Regions from separate parts of the Mus musculus genome. Here regions 2 and 3 are each linked to region 1. The links are chromatin contacts, found by POLR2A ChIA-PET in ENCODE. All regions are on one chromosome and are shown on one strand. Each heading gives the region's core, a stretch centred on a gene start or an enhancer-like site at or near the end of the contact. The rest is flanking DNA. Distances are from core to core; before and after follow the strand shown.

Evidence for each region. ChIA-PET counts read pairs that join two places held with the same protein, here RNA polymerase II (POLR2A).
Region 2: POLR2A ChIA-PET joins it to region 1 with 21 read pairs in embryonic stem cell. The contact joins the promoter of Retsat here to the promoter of Mat2a in region 1. POLR2A ChIA-PET finds 5 or more read pairs at or near these places in 4 of 5 experiments (Patski and embryonic stem cell).
Region 3: POLR2A ChIA-PET joins it to region 1 with 10 read pairs in Patski. The contact joins the promoter of Tgoln1 here to the promoter of Mat2a in region 1. POLR2A ChIA-PET finds 5 or more read pairs at or near these places in 3 of 5 experiments (Patski and embryonic stem cell).

The regions. Positions count from the first base shown.
Region 1 is chr6:72,436,499-72,441,097 of GRCm38, forward strand. It overlaps Mat2a (methionine adenosyltransferase II, alpha), which reads right to left and starts at 3,058. Exons shown (of 9, transcript NM_145569.5): 1 at 2,848-3,058; 2 at 873-950; 3 at 497-619; 4 at 1-31. The coding sequence starts at 2,938. It overlaps Particl (promoter of Mat2a antisense radiation induced circulating long non-coding RNA), which reads left to right and starts at 2,185. Exons shown (of 1, transcript NR_046011.1): 1 at 2,185-4,117.
Region 2 is chr6:72,596,990-72,601,183 of GRCm38, forward strand. Retsat (retinol saturase (all trans retinol 13,14 reductase)) reads left to right here and starts at 1,613. Exons shown (of 11, transcript NM_026159.5): 1 at 1,613-1,807; 2 at 3,984-4,166. The coding sequence starts at 1,639. Elmod3 (ELMO/CED-12 domain containing 3) reads right to left here and starts at 1,424. Exons shown (of 12, transcript NM_001253692.1): 1 at 1,333-1,424.
Region 3 is chr6:72,615,040-72,619,653 of GRCm38, forward strand. It overlaps Tgoln1 (trans-golgi network protein), which reads right to left and starts at 1,961. Exons shown (of 4, transcript NM_009443.3): 1 at 1,638-1,961; 2 at 485-1,410. The coding sequence starts at 1,683.

The sequences.
Region 1 (4,599 bases), core at 1,808-4,307:
ACCAACACATTACAAGTCTTGTAGTCAAACCCTATAAAACAAGGTGTTCCAGTAACCTTCCTTTTATCTCCAAAATGTTAACAGTAGTGCTGTGCTGCTAGAAAGCTGGACATGCCAAAGCCAAGTGGTCAAGCACTTCTTTAAAAGACCATATTCACATAATTCACTTACTGCCCCCTCTATGGTTTGGAATAAGGTCTCTAACTTGGCTGACTTCAAACTACAACTAAGCAAGCAGCCAACTCCTGCTTTGACACCCAGAAGTTGAGTTTACATCATCATGTCTGGTCACACTATTGATGAGAATCTGTCACTTTATTTGTAGGATAGGAGACTGCTTTTACACTATGTGTCACATTTTAGAGGATATGGTGTAACTATGTAGAGTCAAGGATTACTAGGAACATTCCAGAAGTCTCTCCCACTAGCATCATTTTTGCAGATTCTGTATCTGCAAAAATGAGTTCACAGGGGGAAAAAAATCTTTAAAACATACCTTTGGAAGAGTCATCATATCCAATGTGCTTTATGGCTTCACGAACCACTTTCTGGTAATCAATGGCAGCTCTGGATGTAATTTCCCCAGCAAGAAGAATCATTCCAGTTTTAGCAACAGTTTCTAATAAAACAAAGTTTTATACTTAAAATATTAAGGGGGGGGTTTTTGCTGAGGAACTCAATCATGTTATATAAGCTGTATCACTGGGCTTGGCTTCATGTTCTGTTTTTCAGATAAGGTCTTAGTAAATTACTCACATAGGCATTTAACTTGCTACCAGCCTCAACCTCCCAAGTAGCTGGTATTACCTATACCACAAAACTTTGCTTCAAACGCCTTTTTTGCCATTCATAAACAAGTGCTCTGTACCTACCACAAGCCACTTTAGCATCAGGGTCTTGTTGAAGGTGTGCATCAAGGACAGCATCACTGATTTGGTCACAAATCTTATCTGGAAAATAAAAGTTCCTGGTTCAACTTAACTATTACTACTAACCCTATCTCATCATGTAACTAGCAGTTTATGTGCAACCCAAGAAGCAAATATAGCTATGAATTTGTAGGTGACAGAAGCTTGATGTAAAGTTATAGTAGTATTTGCAAGGTGAGAGGGAGAATCTCCAGTCTTTTGTTTTTGAAGACATGTTTCTCTGTGCAGCTCTGGCGGTCCTAGAACTTGCTCTGTAAACCAGGCTGGCCTTGAACTCAAGAGATCCACCTGCCTCTGCCCTTCAGATTAATCAAAGTCAAAATGATTTATTTTGATATCTCAAAGCCTACCATAGGAAATAACCTCACAGTGTATTTTAGAGACAACTGTTCTTTTTATCCCCCACATTTAAAATGTTACAAACCTACTAAAGAGCCAACTGTCAGGTCATTAACTTCTTAAAACAGTCCATTTCCCCTATTATTAGACAATAGGGAAATGAGATTTTTTTTTTAACCATGAAAATAAATTTAACAGAAGAAACACCAGCAAACAAAAAATGCAGTAATTTTTTTTTTTTTGAGACAGGGTTATAGCCCTGGCTGTCCTGGAACTCAGAAAAATCCACCTGCCTCTGCCTTCGGCTCCAGGAAACTTTCAAGTGTGCTCTAAGCCATATCCAATTTCTCCTTGATTCATCAATTTAGAAAATGGCAGTATCCTGGTCTGGAATGTTTGTGGTATTGAGACAGGGTCTTACACGTGGCCCAGGCTGACAAACTAAACTGCTTCCATACTTTAAACGCTGGGATTGTAGTAGTTAGTGTACCACTGTGCTTGGCTCTATGTTCCTTGATTTTTGTTACTACCCCAAAATGTGTATTGCAGCCACAGAACCTTAAGATGGAATCTAATGGCTGTACTAAGGAGTGATTCAATAGATATGGAGATACTCCTTTCCTTGAGGGGAGTGTGGGAGGAGCCACAGCAACACTTGTCTTTCAACCATCACTCATCAAGATGCTCCTCACAAGCCATGTAATAATATTGCTGTGGACCCCCTGCGAACGGAAACAGCTCAAACTGAATATTAGTATTTACTAAATGGTTATGTTCCATCTGAAACCCAAAGTCCATATAATAGATTCATTATAACCGATCTCATCATGGCGGTTCAGTGGACAAAGCCTTAAGGAAACATGAAATAAATCCTCCTTTAGTTGTAGGAAAAAGACCAAAGGGAAGACTTTAAAACGAAACCTAACGCGATGGGAGTATACACTTAATTCATGCACTTCATCCTTTTCAAGCACACTCTAAATAAGGGATGCCTTCTCTAATTCGCGCTATATTTAGTCAGTGGCAGTCTGTCACCTTGAAGGCTAAAGGGCATGTCTACCCATGCTCTTAAGCGTTTTCCAGGGGCCGGAAGTCAGGGATATTAGAGATGGGACCTTCGGAGACACCAGCCCCCACTTCCAAACTAGGGGTCGGGTGGGTAGAGGCCGCCAGCTCCGCTTCGCCCCAATTCCACATGCGGCGAACACGTGGTAGCCGCTGCAATGCGGGGCGCGCGCTCCCGGCGGCCGGACGCGAGCACGCGGGGCGGGGTCGCCCACTTGAGGTTTTTCCAGGCGACGGGACTAAAGAGGAGGAAGCAGTGCCCTCCCCGCGCCGATCTCAAAACTGCCTCGAGCCCCCGCCCTTCTCGATTTCTGGAACCTTCCGCATGCCGGGGCGCGCCGCCGGATGAGGAGCGGAGAAAGGGGGAGGGGAGCGGGGCCGCACATTGCAAACTCGCGGCGCCACGAGGGAAGCGCGCGGCCGCTGCCATGCCCACCGCCGCCGGAGACGGCCTCGACCACCCCCAGCGCCACTGCCCTCCGCCCTTCCCTCCTCCGAGTCCCCGTCGGCTCACCTGGGTGACCTTCCCCTACAGACTCGGAAGTGAAGAGGAACGTCCCCTCCTCAATGAACGCCTCGTGGAAGCCGTTGAGCTGCCCGTTCATGGCGGCGGCGGTGAGAGAGGGCGACTCTGAGGAGACTGAGAGGCGGCGAGGCGGAGGGCTGCGGAAGACACAGAGGGAGGATCGCTTCAGCTCTCGGCAGGCTGGAGACTCGGAGCGAACGGAGCGGCGGGCGAAGCGGCCCAGTATTTATAGAGCAGGGGGTCGCGCGCGCCCGGCTCGGGCTCCGCCCCTCGGCGTCGCGCGCCAATGCGCCGCGGGCGGGCGGATGGGGGTTGGCAGGGAGGTCCGCCGAGCCGAGCTCCGGCTGAACCATTCTACCGATGGGGGGGGCGAGCAGAGCTAACCGGGCCTCCTGCCAGTAGTTAGTCATCTTGATGGCGTGGGTTAAATGGAGATGTAAGTGAGTAGACTTGGGGTTTACGCCCATCCCCACGTTGATTGCTGGAGAAGAGAGGATTTGGATTTGAAGGACGGCCTCCCCTGTACGAGGGTATGGTACATCCCTCCGACCGTTGCCCACGGAGGTCTGCCGGCGCGCGCGCCTCCCAGCGGCGGCCGTGGCGGTGGCGGCCGTTTTGTGCTGTGGCTCTCGCCGAGGGTCTTTCCTGCCACCACCACCCTCCATTCGCCACCTCGTGCACCAGCGCCGGGTGGCCCTCTGCCATGTGAAGGTGGCCATGTTGACTGGCCAGCGGAGGCTAATAGGCACTGCCCTTATCCATCCTACACGGTTCCCTCCGGGGAACGAGAGATTGTGAGGGGTTCTAGCCCTACCGTTAGTCATGCCTCGAGTAACTGCTCTGGGGAAAATGGCTGTAAAGCCAACTAGCAGGAATGCTGTATTGTTTTTCCGAACAATTGCCACTTGCCGGCGGCCTCCCCTCCCCCCTCGCCGAGCCTCGTGGACCCCCGTAGTCTGAGACGGTACTAGATTCTTTTCTATCCTAAATCTGACTTTGCATGGCTTGGTTTTCCATGCTTCCTAGGAAGAAATGGACGTTCCAATCTGTTCGAGAGAATATGAATGCTTCTTTCGTGTGTGTAGGGGAGGGCGCTATTCAAGCCTTCAAATGTGCTTCAGATGAGCTTGTCAAGGTCAAATGGCCTCGATTTTATGACACTTTCTCTTTTAAACTTTTGCAGTTGTCTCAGTTTTGCTCATGAAATGAATTAACAGACGGGGAAAAAAAGGGAAATAAAACTCCATACAGACAAAGAGTGGAGTCTGGAGCTAATTGCATGCAGAGACCCTCTATGAGGCCAGTGTCACACAACTGTTGGGTCCAGTCTTAGGGCAGGCCAGGAGCCTGGTGGCTTTTGAGAACCAGTGTTTGTCAAGAACATCGGGTTTTATGATGCTAGGGAACAGCCTGCTCCTAGCATAAGATGCACTTGACTGTGAGGCTGAATGACAACCTCCGGCTGCCAGCTGCCTTGCCTCAGAAAATTAGGTACACTATGAAAAGCAAGGGGCATTTCCCTCTAGGGTGTGTGCCAGTGCAAAGGTGGGAGTTTGAGAAAGGCACTGTGGGAAACAAAGGAAGCTCTTAGACTGTGCTATGCTAGGAACAAAGAAGATAAGGGACACACACAGGCTCATCTCCATGTCGGAAACCACATCGTTGCAGGCAGCCTGACAGTATTTTGTTCTTGTTCGTTGGGTTTATTTTTAAAACTAGCCCTTCATGAGAAAATAGTAA
Region 2 (4,194 bases), core at 363-2,862, 160 kb after region 1:
ACATTCAGTCAGAGAAGCAATTCTACCAACTTCAAAGGTAGAAGGCACAGAGTGACAGAACAGGCAATTTACAGTCCCCCTGATCTTTCTGTTCCTATATGGGCATGCATGCTCACACCCACACACCAGAGAGTCAGTGTGGAAAGGCTGGGACTGTAACCTAGTGGCAGCAAAGGAGGCTCAACCCCTGATATCGAGGGGGAAAATGAGAGTGGATGGTTCTCACACAACTGACAGTCATACTTCACAGACTCAGAGGACTAAGTCAGTGGGGAGGCCCTCCACGGAGCCAGTCCTCCACTAGGGGACTATGATTTACATTCCCCAAGGACTGACTGCCAGTAACAAACAGCTTTTGGGCTCGACGCCTGGCTGCCTGTGATCTAGAGAGGATGGTGGTAACGTCCTCCCTGAAACACCCCAGGAACTAGCTCCCCCCCCCCCTCCCCAGAACCTCAGCATCTACCTCTCTTTTCCTTTCCTTCCATCTCGGCCTAAATGACAGCATAAGATACACACACATCAGATAACCTGGCAGGGTCACAGGTAGGACTGACAAAGTCTCGGGAAGGCTCTCCTGTTACTGTGGGGAAAACGAACCAAGTAGCATAGAAGCATGACCTGCTTTACATACCGGACTGGAGCACCGCTGGGGCCTAAAACAAGGACAAAACACTCAAAGTTACGAAGTCATTCCTCCTGATAGTGGGTACCTGAGGAAATGGGCCTCCTATACAAACAAATCCCTCTTAAGTCAAGTACGTATTTCAGACCTACTTTCCTCAAAGGGCAACATTAAGATGGTAGGATATCTAGACTGTCTGCTGGAGCTTAAACTCTCTGAAAAGCTGATTTAGAAGCTGGTGCGTCCTTAAATGCAAATAAACACACAGGATGATCCTTGACTTAGTCTTTCTTGAGGCTTGTCCTAGGTGGCTTGCACTTTGAGAGCCTGATAGAGTAGTTACGATTAGGGGAATCCACCTAGGGATAACGTCGGTGTGAGGCTGCCAGTCCTGGGCTGACACAGGTTTAGGAGAGCTCCTGTGCAGGTCTCAACAAGGTCTCAACTCAGATACCCAGACAGAGGCTGTGTGGGCACAGAAACTTTGTCACTGCTTGGAAGAGGAGAGGGGAGGAAAGCAATGAACTGCCTCCGAGGTTCCAGCGAATCCAACACGGAAAAGGCACCAGAACCCAGGTCTTCTCTGCCTCCCAGACAGGATCTCTCTCAGACCTGCAACTTTCATCCTTGTTGTGGTCCCGCGGTGACCATTTCCACCAGACATCGTCCTCCTCACCCTCACCTCCCTCACCAGACCCCTTGCTCACCGGACGCGTCCCCAGCGTTCCGGTAAGGGGGGGATCCCACATCCCCCTTTTCGCGCAGCCGTGCAGTGTCGCCTGTCTCGCGCTAGAACTACATTTCCCATTAGGCAATTGAACTCCTGCTCTGCAAAGATCATACGGAGGTCCATAATGGACAATCTTCATCAGTTTTGAGCAGGCGTGAGTCAAAATGCTTCGGCTCCTCCAAGTCTGGTATTACTCCAAGGACGAACTAGAGGGGCGGGGCCTCAGCTATAAAAGCCGAGCTCAGCGGGGAAAGGACGCGGTCTTCCGAGCCCTGGCAGCAACATGTGGATCACTGCTCTGCTGCTGGCCGTGCTGCTGCTGGTGATCCTCCACAGGGTCTACGTGGGCCTTTACGCTGCAAGTTCCCCGAACCCCTTCGCCGAGGATGTCAAGCGACCGCCTGAACCCCTGGTGACCGACAAGGAGGCTAGGAAGAAAGTTCTCAAACAAGGTCAACTGATGGGTTTCAGGCCTGCTCTCGGGCCTTCTGCTCATGTCTCCCCATTAGTAAAGTGCTGGGAAAACTTCTCTTGCACACAGAGGTTCCATAATTTAGTGTTCTTTGCTTCTGAAAGGGTGCAGGCATTACCCTTGGCACGCCAAATTCCAGCCCCGCCAGTTGGAATCTTTTCAGCTCACGGCTTACACAGAATAAGAGACCTTTCCCCTACTTGGGTCTGGAGCCAACTTTTCCCTATACTTCTGTGCATGCTCGGGGGCACAGGGAAGCAGCACTGAAAGTTTTCCTAACAAGCGGGTTGCAGGCAAAATGTAGTCCAGTTCATAGAACTGAAGCTTGATAATAACTTCGGAATTTCAGTACTGGCTAGGGATAAGAACTCCACTCTCCAGTGAACCATCTCTAAAGCACGTGTAGAGTGCTCCCAAGGTTTGTGTTTTTGAGACTGGTCTCACTTTTGTACTGGAGTTGGCTTTGAACTCTCTTCGCAGCCCAGGCTCAAACCCGGAGCAGCCCTCTTCTTCTGTCCCCAGCATGATGAGATAGATTACAAGCATGCACCAGCATGTCTGCCTTTCAACGTTTTACGGAAGTGTTGGAGCTGGGCATAGTGGTGCAACAATTTAATTCCAGTTTGGACTACACAATGAGACCCTGTCTAAATGCACACATCAAACCCCAAAACAACCAAAACCCCCAAATGCAAAACTTTCAAAAAACAAACAAGGATCACCTCTTTGACCTCCAGGAGCCTCTGACTTGTAAATTTTAGCCAAGCCTAGGCTAGCCTTAACTGCACTATTTTTTGGGGACTGACTTTGAACTCCTGATCCTTGTGCCTCTACTTCCTAAGAGGCACCACACCCAGTTATTTTATTATTGTTATTGTTTGTGGATTGGGGGAGAGGCAGGTCTCATACTTGTAGCCCAGGCTAGCTTATAACTTGCTATACAGGACAAGTGTGTCTCAAATTCACAGTGATTCTCCAACCACCATCAGCAAGAGATTACAAATGGTGGGATTACAGATGTGAGCCACCATGGCTTGGATGGAGATTTTTTTTTTATTTTATTTTTTTTAGTTTTTAGTTGTTTGAGACAGTGTTTCTCTCTATAGTTCTAGATGTCCTGGAACTTGCTATTGCTATATAGACCAGGCTGGCCTTGAACTCACTGAGATCCTCCCACCTCAGCCTCCTGAGTGCTGAGACTAAAGCTGTGAACACTTGGCCTTGGGCAATGATGTTTAATGAGCAGATTTACTGGACATAGTGGCACATTCCTGTGATCCCAGCGCTGGGGAGGAAAAGACAGGTGGATCTCTACATAGGGAGTTCCAGCCCAGTTAGGGCTACATGTGTAGTGAAACCGTGTGTCTTAAAAAACACGAATCAATAAAATCAAAGAAAGTAAGTAAATAAAGGAGGAAAGGAAGTAAAAGACTGGGAGAAAACAACAAATCCCAGGTCTTGTGTTGACCGTGCATTCCAGTTTGGTTCTGTGAGGTTCCCGGCACACCAACCTTCCTCCTTTTCTGAGGCTGGTGCTGTGACCTCTCAGAGTAGCAGCCTCTGAGCAGCTCTGCCTGCTCCACCTCCGTTGGCACTCAGAGACCTTGCTTCTTCCAAAGAAACCCAGTTCCCTGAACCACCAGCGTCCCCAGCCCCCACCCTGAGCCTTATTGCCTTTTCTTTCCTCGCTTGCATTCACAGAACTGACGTTACAGCCCTGTGCAGTTGCCATCTTTCTGGTTTTGTTCTACAGTAGCTAGCTGAGTCAGTCCTACTTCCTTTGAAAGGTATCAAATCCCTCAAGTACACTGTAGGGGTTAAGACTCATCACTGCTTAACCTGCCTGTCTGGTCCGAGGTATTCCCTGGTAGAATGTTTTGAGACATCTTAGTCAAGAGTAAATAAACTACCTTAAAAGAAAGGTCTGCCTTCCCTCTTGTTTTGAGACTGGGTCTAACGAGCCCAGGCTGGCCTCCTGTGGGATGATCTTGGCCTCCTAATGCACCTTTCAAGTGCTCCCATCACAGGAGTACACCACCATGCCCAGCAGCCGTAGAGACTTCTTACCGAGTACACGTTAGAGAAGGACCCCGGCTTCTTTGACTTGACTTTCCTGCCCTCGTCTGAGAAGCTCACCCTTCTCCTCCCTTCTACAGCTTTCTCAGTCAGCCGAGTACCAGAGAAGCTGGATGCAGTGGTGATCGGCAGCGGCATTGGGGGACTGGCCTCAGCTGCGGTTCTAGCTAAAGCTGGCAAGAGAGTCCTTGTGCTGGAACAACATACCAAGGCGGGCGGCTGTTGTCATACCTTTGGGGAAAATGGCCTTGAATTTGACACTGGTAAGGCTTGTGTGGGAAAGGGTTAGGA
Region 3 (4,614 bases), core at 711-3,210, 180 kb after region 1:
GTTGTTTCATGGGTAACACTTTAACCCCAAAGATGTGTACATTTGTGCAATTTCAACTCTTGTTGGTTGGCTTTCTACTTTTGGTGTTAGTAACTATGTAACTGAAAACATTCTTCCTGCCTCCAGATGGAAGATGGTTGGTATAGAAGCTAGAAATGGTAAACTATCTTAAGCCTGGAAAAGGGGGAAGAGGTCTACATATCAAGAGGCTGGGAATGATCTGAGTTCCAAGTTAGGGGAGGGGAATTACAGTTAGGTCAGGTCATGACTCACGTCCAACTTGGCACTTTACAGCAGAACTGAGAGGAAACAAGTCACATGATGAAAACACCTGATTTACAAAACTTAGTTTTATAAGCCCCAGCAGGGTCTATGGAAAAAACAAGATGATCTTAAAATTCTCAAAGCTCACAGGCAGATGAGTGACAGATAGCTGTCCATGAACAAAGAACTTAGGGTCCTGGAAATCCCAGTCCCCTCTTACCTTTCGTTTGTTGTGGTAAGCAATATAGAGGACAGCAACAAGAACAGCAGCGGTCACTAGATATGCAAAGAAGTGGCTGCTCTCTGCACTGGTGTTTCCAGAACTGTCCTTATAAAGATCATCCTTCTCATTCTTCATAGAGTCTGTAAGTGTCCCCTCTTGGTTCTCACTGGAGGAAGGGCCCGGCACCTTTTCATTCTCTTCTTCAAGTGGTGAGCCTTCTTCCGGCTCTGTGTCACCCTCTTCAATCTCCTTGGTTTCCACGTCTTCAGTAGGCTCTGAAGACTTATCTCCTTTCTCTGGCTTTAAAGAGAAGTCAGAGTCCCCTGCCAGTGTTTCCCCAGATTCAGTTTTGGAAGTAAGTGTTGGTTTTTGTCCTTTTTCAGTTGGCTGGACTTTGTCAGTCTTCGAAGTCTCCGTATCTGGGGAGATTTTGGAGGTGGGCTTGTCCAAATCAACTTTCGTGGACTTGCCAGAATCATCTTCTGTGGCCTTATTCGAACCAGCTTCTGTGGGCTTGCCAGAATCACCTCCTGTGGGCTTGCCAGAATTACCTCCTGTGGGCTTGCCTGAATCTTCTGTGGAGCTCTGATCAGACTTTTCCAGTTTGGGGTTGACTGGTGAGAGGGGCCGCGCAGTTTCGTTCAACTCGGCATCCGTTTTCTCGGGCTGCCTTCTGGAATCACCCAAACTGTGATCGGTCGCGGCGGTCCGCGGCCCAGATTCCGCCTTACTGGAAACTGCTGCCAAAGTCGTCTTGTCCTGGTCTTTTTTATCTGACTTCTGCCCCTGACCGTCGGTCGGCCTTGTAGTCTTTACCTGGTTAGAAGAAGGCAGGGGAGTGGAGGACTGTTTGGAAGGCTGATTCGGAGGATTCTGAGAGTCACCTGAGTCGGCGTCTCTCTTATAAACGGACGGCAGAGCTCCTGAAACAAACAGAAAAAACAAAAAACAAAAAACAGTAAGTCCTCGGAAGAAGAGAAGCGGGCTTGACTTCTGAGAGCCTAGCGGGGATGGCCGAATGGGAAAGCGGAGATGGCTAGAGCAGGGTCGGGCCAGACAAGAAAGACGCCGGCTCCCGTAGCGACCCACCAAGGTGAGGAATGGGGAACCTAAAGGGGAGAGTGAGCTGGGCTGGGGTGGGGGTCCTTACTCGCCACCGCGACACTCAGCAGGAGCAACGCAACCTGGAACCGCATCCTGCAGTCTGCGCTTCCGCCCTCTGATGACGTGAGAGCGGCGCACGAGATTTTCCCGAGCGTGGCCCCTCCCTTTCCGGCGGACTGTTTCTCTTCCGGCGCAGCCCCGCCTTAGGGGTGGGGCTACCGGGCGACAGCAGCCGTTGTCTGTGTGTTCCGGTAGAGTGCCGGAAGTCAAGTCCAGCTCTTTATTCCCCCCCAAGTCCCTTCTGTTTCTCAGCAGTCTGCGGGGCTCGGCGATCTCGTTCTTGTTCACTTGGCCTCGTTTTTCGGAAGCTGTTGCGACCGGCAGGTGCTGCGTCGCCTTCGCTGCTTATGATGTAGGGTCGTGGGGCCGGGCGCCTCTTTGTCGCATCCTCTGCTCGTGTTTCCAACCTCTCCGTTGCCGATGCTGCTTTCTCACTTCACAAACAAATGTACTCTCTTCAGCACTTGCCCATCTAGAAGCAAACACATTTCATCCTGATCCTAATCCCTTTCTTGGCTGTATCCAGGGCCCTCTGAATTTACCAAGGTTTTTGATTTCTTGTTTGTTCTTCTGAATTTCTATGTGTTTGAAACCATATTGCTATGTGGGCACCTGCTGCCTCCTGAGTGTTTGGGATTACAGGTGCCTCACCACGCCCCTGTTGGGCTATTTATTTATTTAAGAAATAAAATATCAAAGATTTACTATTTTTATTTGTGTATGTGTGTCTGCCACCTGTGTGTAGGTGCTCTTGGAGGCTAGATGAGGGCATCAGATGCCCTAGAGCTAGAGCTTCAAGCGTTTCAAACTCTGTGGGTGTTGGAAACTGAACTCTGTTCCTGTGGGAGAGCAACAAGCCCTGAGCCATCTCTCCAATCCAGGAAGTAAGGTACTTTGTTACTCAAACAGGAAGACCTTGAGTTTCTGATCTTCCTACTGGACTACTGGCTTGTGTCTCCAATTTATGTGGTACTAGCAATCAAATCGTGGTTCTATGCACACTAGACAAACACTCTTGTCTCATTCACCACATATATATTCTTTTTCTTTCCAAGACAGGGTTCTTCTGTTTAACAGAACTCGCTCTGTAGACCAGGCTAGCCTTGCAATCACAGAGATCCACCTACCTCTGCCTCTTGAGTGCTGGGGTTAAAGACATGCACCACCACACCACACAAGCAACACATTCTTTTTTTTTTTTTTAAGGTTTATTTTATTTATTATATGTGAGTACACTGTAGCTGTCACCAGACACTGGAAGAGGGAATCAGGTCTTGTTACAGATGATTGTGAGCCACCATATGGTTGCTGGGATTTGAGCTCAGTACCTCTGGAAGAGCAGTCAGTGGTGCTCTTAACTGCTGAGTTATCACTCCAGCCCAAGCAACACATTCTTATAATGCAAACAACAAAATAGAATTTTAAAAGAAATATACTTAAAAAAACTTTTTTTAGAGAGCCAGGTGATGGTGGGACACAACATTAGTCCCAGCACACAGGAGGCAGAGGCAGGCAAATCTCTGAATCAGGCCAGCCTGATCTACAGAGTGAGTTCCAGGATAGCCAGGGTTACACAGAGAAACTCTGTCTTGAAAAACAACAGCAACAGACATCTTTAGTGTCTAGGGAGATGGTTCAGTGCTTAAGAACACTGACTACTCTTCCGGAGGACCCACATTCCATTCCTGGAGCCCACAAGCCACCCGACAACGGTCTATAATTCCAGTTTCAGGAGACCTGACATCGTCTTTTGGCCCACAGTCACTGCACACATGAGGTGTAGAGACATACATGTCAGTAAAACATACACCCACTTTAAATGTGCTTGCTCTCTGCTCATCTGCAGATTCCTGTTTGCAGTCATTTCCTGTGTCCTCATCTATGGTAGTGCTGGATGGTTTAAACAAGTTGTCTAAAGTCATTTATGAACATTTGCCAGGCTAGGTATCTCATAAACAGTGATTTAACAAGTAGCCTCAACATCTATGTTCATTTTTTTTTCTTTGTCATTTTCGAGACAGGCTCTCATTCTGCAGTCATAACAGGCCTGGAACTCACTCCGCAGTACAGCAGACCTTGAACTGGCATCAGTCTTCCTGCCTCTGCCTTGGAAATGCTGAGATTACTGTTCTGTGCCACCATGCCGGGTTCTATGGTTCTCAATACTCTGGAGGTTTAAGATAGAGGATCTTTTAAATAGGATGTATTGTTATTTTATGTGTGTGGCTGTTTGGCCTCCGTTTATGCCTCTGCATTTTGTGCCTGACTGGGGCCAAAGGAAGCCAAAGGACACAGAGCCTCTGGAACTGGGGTTAAAGATGGCTCTGAGCCAGCATATGGGTGCTAGAAATTGCACCTGGGTCAGAAGAGCAGCCAGAGTTCTTAACCTCTCAGCAATCTCTCCAGCCTCAGAGGCCGAGGATCCTTTGAACAACCAAAATTTGGAGGCCAGTCTGAAGAACAAAGTAAGACGTGGTCTCAAACATATCTAAATAAAAAAGACTTTAATCTGATAAAGCACGAAATCTAGTGAGGCAGATAAATATCAGATAGATATTTGTCCACGTTTGCTGTAATTGGTTAATTTTGATTGTCCCCTTGATGGGATTTAGATTCATCATGGAGAGAAATCTCTGGGTGTGCCTGTAAGGGATTATCTAGGTTAGGTTAATTGGGGTGAGAAGACCCACTCTGTGTGGGGACATTAGTATTTCATGGGCTGGAGTCCTGGACAGAATAAAATGGAAAGCAAGCTGAACACAGTATACGGGGTTCATGCCTCTCTGCTTCCTGGTGATGGATTCATTGTAAACAGCTCCCTCTGCTCCTGCTGCCATGATTTCCCCACCACGATGCACTGTGTATTCTAGTCCTGCACGGCTGGAAGTTTTCAAATTTCAGGGAATAGTGCATGGCACAGATAGTTTCAGAAACAAGGGCTTTTCCTGGCACCTGAATACAAA